Linked DNA regions of Homo sapiens: region 2 is linked to region 1. Evidence: read pairs that join two places in POLR2A ChIA-PET (ENCODE). Cell type or tissue: GM12878. All regions are shown on one strand.

What was found. ChIA-PET counts read pairs that join two places held together with the same protein. Peaks named below come from ENCODE experiments on the same cell type or tissue, not always from the same donor. Only the 100,000 strongest peaks of a DNase experiment are listed, where the experiment ranks them.
Region 2: POLR2A ChIA-PET joins it to region 1 with 6 read pairs; 5 of 35 experiments call an interaction of 5 or more read pairs at or near these places.

Annotation. Positions count from the first base shown.
Region 1 is chr2:208,045,612-208,048,111 of GRCh38, forward strand. No RefSeq gene overlaps it. Among named protein-coding and RNA genes, the nearest start is that of PLEKHM3, 21 kb to the left of the region's middle. In GM12878, no CTCF peak of the experiment used is centred here; no DNase peak of the experiment used is centred here.
Region 2 is chr2:207,723,352-207,725,851 of GRCh38, forward strand. It overlaps CCNYL1 (cyclin Y like 1), which reads left to right. Exons shown (of 10, transcript NM_001330218.2): 2 at 1,449-1,523. Among named protein-coding and RNA genes, the nearest start is that of CCNYL1, 13 kb to the left of the region's middle. In GM12878, no CTCF peak of the experiment used is centred here; a DNase peak (open chromatin) is centred at 1,010.

The DNA of each region.
Region 1 (2,500 bases):
AATTTCCTTTATTTTTATTTTTATTTTTTTTTTTTGAGACGGAGTCTCGCTCTGTCGCCCAGGCTGGAGTGCAGTGGCAGGATCTCGGCTCACTGCAAGCTCCGCCTCCCGGGTTCACGCCATTCTCCTGCCTCAGCCTCCCAAGTAGCTGGGACTACAGGCGCCCGCCACTACGCCCGGCTAATTTTTTGTATTTTTAGTAGAGACGGGGTTTCACCGTTTTAGCCGGGATGGTCTCGATCTCCTGACCTCGTGATCCGCCCGCCTCGGCCTCCCAAAGTGCTGGGATTACAGGCGTGAGCCACCGCGCCCGGCCATTTCCTTTATTTTTTTGTAGAGATGAGGTCTCACTGTGTTGCCCAGTCTGGTTTTGAAGTCCTGAGATTTATTTCATCTGGAACATGTATTAGCACTTTTGATCTAGTTAAACAACTTCACTCATTCATTCATACGCATTCATTTTCTTATATCAGACTTCTATTTTACAGTGGTTCTGACTTATTTTTTTCCTAACTCAACTGAAGCACACAATACAGCCCAATTAGCAGACACTAATTACTGCAATTTAAAAGTACGCCAGCCCATTGGGGCCATTCTCATCATGTGCCCACCCAGGCTGTTATCACACTCTCTCATCTCCACCCTCCAGTGGAGAATCACTCTCCTCTCATATCCCTGGTGAGTGTGTCTTTCCACTGATTCTGAGTTCTTAAGAAATGTCAGTTGACTCTGTTTTTCGCTCTTTAGCCTTCATTTCTACCATCTTATCTTTATCATTCATTGTCCTTTTTTTCCCTGTATTTTGGGAAAGTTATTTAACTTGTCCTTGTCACTACAGCATCAGTTTTGCTACGCTTCCAACATTGTGGTGTTTTGTTTTGTTTTTGAGTCGGAGTCCCACTGTGTTGCCCAGGCTGGAGTGCAATGGCATGATCTTCGGCTCACTGCAACCTCCACCTCCCGGGTTCAAGCAATTCTCCTGCCTCAGCCTCCTGAATAGCTGGGATTACAGGTGTCCACCACTATGTCCGGCTAATTTTTGTATTTTTAGTAGAGACGGGGTTTCACCATATTGGCCAGGCTGGTCTCTTGGCCAGGCTGGTCTCGAACTCCTGACCTCATGATCCGCCAGCCTCAGCCTCCCAAAGTACTAGGATTATAGGAGTGAGCCACTGTGCCTGGCCTGTTTTTTTTTTTTTTTTTAATTCCAGCACACAAGAATTTCCTTGCAATCTTTCTTCATTACATCATTCTTCCTTTAATAAAAATCTTGTTGTGGCCAGGCATGATGGCTCATGCCTGTACCCAGCATTTTGGAAGGCCGAAGTGGGAAGATCGTTTGAGCTCAGGAGTTCCAGACCAGCCTGAGCAACAGAGTGAGACCCTATTTCTAAATAAAATAAAATAAAATAAGATAAAATATTAGCTGGGTGTGGTGGCTCATGCCTATAGTCCCAGCTACTTGAGAGGCTGAGAAGGGAGTAACGCTTGAGCCCAGGAGTTTGAGGCTGCAGTGAGCCATGATCGTGACGCTGCACTCTGTCTCAAAAAAAAAAAAAAAAAAAAAAAAGATTGTCTATGGTATGGTCTGAATGCTTGCATTCCCCAAAAATTTATATGTTGAAATCCTAACCCTCAAGGTGAAGGTATTAGGAGGTAAAAGGCCTTTGGGAGGTGATTAGGTCATGGGATGGAGTCTTCATGCATTGGATTAGTGTCTTAATAAAAGAGGCCTGAGAGAGGCCCTTCCCTCTGGCTTCTTCAGCCACGTGAGATTACAGTGAGAAGACGGCTGTCTAAAGGGAAGCAAGCAGGCCTTCACCAGACACCGAATCTGCCAGTGCCTTGATCTTGGACTTCCAAGCCTAGAGAACAATCAGAAATAAATTTCTGTTCTTTAAAAGCCACCCAGTCCATGGTGCTTTGTTAGAGTAGCCTCAACAGATGAATACATTGCATTTTTCATTTCATCCTTATGTCTTGATTTTATTCCTTTCTTTTAATAACTCCTGGCCCTTCCCTTAAAAAAAAAATAATCCTTCTTATACCTTTGGAGACTTCCAGTTCCCTGAAGTTTCCTTCTGTATTCTACAGTAGATCAATTCCTGGGGCAAGCTCTACCCTGGAACCTTCTGGAAGTTGTTTCCTTTTTCCTATTCTGCAAGTGTCTCCAAGGCTGCAGTGTTTTGCCCTCTTTACTCATCCTTGAATAAGGTAAGCTACGTCTAGACTGAAGGTTTATTATCAAACAAGCTCTTGAATCCATTCTCTGTCAAGTGGAATAATGCTGGAGCCCTCTTCTCAGACACATCCGGAGAAGAGGTCACCTCTGTAGCTGTCAGGTCAGTTTCCAGGTTTCAGTCAGCTTTCCCCTACCTGCTCTCTGGCAGCAGATTTCACTGGTGCTCACTCCTCGATTATGCCTTGACCTAGCCCCTCCCTTTCTTCCCCTCAGAGCTAACACTATGCCAGTGTTTGTCATAATCCTCTCTTTGCTTTT
Region 2 (2,500 bases), 320 kb before region 1:
TGCTGAGTTAGACAGTAATCACTACTAGACTGATTAGTTTTTAGTATATCAATGTGCGTTTTGATTTTGTAAGAGCCAGGGATAGAGTATATTGTCATTTGACCACTAAATCGCTTTTTTAAAAGTAGAGCAATTATATTAATATGTAGTTTTGGGAAATATCGCCTTAACTGTTACTCTGGATCTTGGCCCAGTTTCTTACAAGATTGGTTAAGATAAGTGGCTTGAAATGGACCTTGCTGGGCTGGGCGCGGTGACTCACCTCTATAATCCCAGCACCTTGGGAGGCTGAGGTGGGTGGATCACCTGGGGTCAGGAGTTTGAGACGAGCCTGGCCAACATGGTAAAACCCCGTCTCTACTAAAAATACAAAAATTAGCCGGCGTGGTGGCAGGCACCTGTAATCCCAGCTATTTGGGATACTGAGGCAGGAGAATTGCTTGAATCCTGGAGGCAGAGGTTGCAGTGAGCTGAGACCGTGCCACTGCACTCCAGCCTGGGCAATAGAGTGAGACTCCATCTCAAAAAAAAAAAAAAAAAAAAAGACCTTGCTGAAGAATATCATAGATTTTTATTTTTTCCCCTCGTGACAATTTTTATTATCCCATATTATGGCAAAGTTTGTTTCATGAAAATTCAAGAGTCTGTTTTGTAGTCTTGCCTAAATATATTATCCAACTTTGGTGCAAGGTGGACTACAGGCAGGTTTATCTTGACATAGATAGGGGCAAAATTTTTTAGAAACAGCCCTAAGATCTGCTTTAAAACGTACTCTTGATGAAACACCAAATTAACCATGCTGTTAGAAGGAAGAAGTGAGAAATTGAGGGCAAACGTTAATCATTTTCTAACATGTTTCTGTATGTTAGAACACAGAACTTCCATTCAGTCCTCTTAAATCTGCCATGATGAATGGCCCCCCAAAAAACCACAGCTAACTAAATTAGTTTACTTGTTGAATGGAGTTAGAATTAGCCGTTTAATTGTCTAAAGAACATTTGCCAAAAACAACTCTTTGTTTTACCATATTTGATGTATTGAGCTGGTGCCTGACAGTAACTGGCCACAGCATCACTTGCTACTTGAGATTGTTCTTGAAATGTGCTAGTAATAGCAGTAGAGAGGAGAGTGTGGTTATATTTCTATTTGATAAGTTGAAGGAGGAGGACATGCGTATGATTCATCTAACATTTGTACCAGATTATTTAGGCACAGATTTTTTATTAAAAGTCTCTGACACAGCCTGGTTTTTGTTCCACGTGTGTGGAGAGATTCTACAATTTTGCATTCCCCAGGAGTATTTTTGTATTGTCTTTATTTCCTTTATATTTATTACTAAAAACTTCTCTGAAGACTGTTAAAAGTGATTAAAATGGATGTGTATCTATTTCAGAAATCATCTTTTCTACTCACCTAAAGTGTCACGTCTTTTTCCTCCTCTTCTATAGATTTAGCTTTGGAGTCAAACCCTTCTGACCATCCAAGGGCAAGCACAATTTTCCTGAGCAAATCTCAAACGGATGGTAAGACAATACTGTTTTTTCCTTCCAAGGAAAAGACTGAAAACTGTTTCTATTTTATTGGATGTATTATAGAAGGTATTTAGAAGAACTGATGTATTAGTTTAAAATTTTCTTTTCATATGTTCACTGATTTTAATATGTGATATACTTTCCTTTAGTTGTGATTGTTTAGTAATAACATGTAGACCTATTTACAGGTTTTGCCACCTTTTTATAACACAATTAATTGGCCACATGATTTAGTAACATGGATTTTTTTTTTTTTTTTTGAGAGGCTGGAGTGCCTTTATTGCCCATGCTGGAGTGCAATGATGTGGCCTCAGCTCACTGCAGCCTCCATCTCCCACGTTCAAGCAATTCTCCTGCCTCAGCCTCCCAAGTAGCTAGGACTACAGGCATGAGCCACCATGTCCGGCTAATTTTTGTATTTTTAGTAGAGATGGGGTTTCACCATGTTGGCCAGGCTGGTCTCAAACTCCTGACCTCGTGATCTGCCCTCCTCAGCCTCCCAAAGTGCTGGGATTACAGGCGTGAGCCATCTGGCCAGTATCATGGATTTATGCATATTTCTCCATACTTCTTTGACCTCTTTCCCTTGCTCCAAAAGAGTACATTTTAAAGATGAATGATAGGATTTAAGCTGCAGCTTGGTTTCATTTGAACAACAACAAAAAATCAGTTCGTATACAGGGATTGAATCTGTGATTTTGGCTTCCTTTTATACAATGCTCTAACCACATGAGCCTATCACATTCAAATTTATGCTACTCAGAACTTTTAAGCTATTAACTTTTCCATCCTAATGTAGTGTAAATATAAACATGCCCCATGGTGTTTCCCAGAAGGTTAGCCTCAGCAAGTGAAACTTACGTACATTTTCCTTGTCCTGCTTGTTTTAGGATGAGAATCAGAACTGTTGTATTTTTCTGTACTCCTGTTTATCTTCCTTATAATTATGTTAAATCCTAATTTATTTG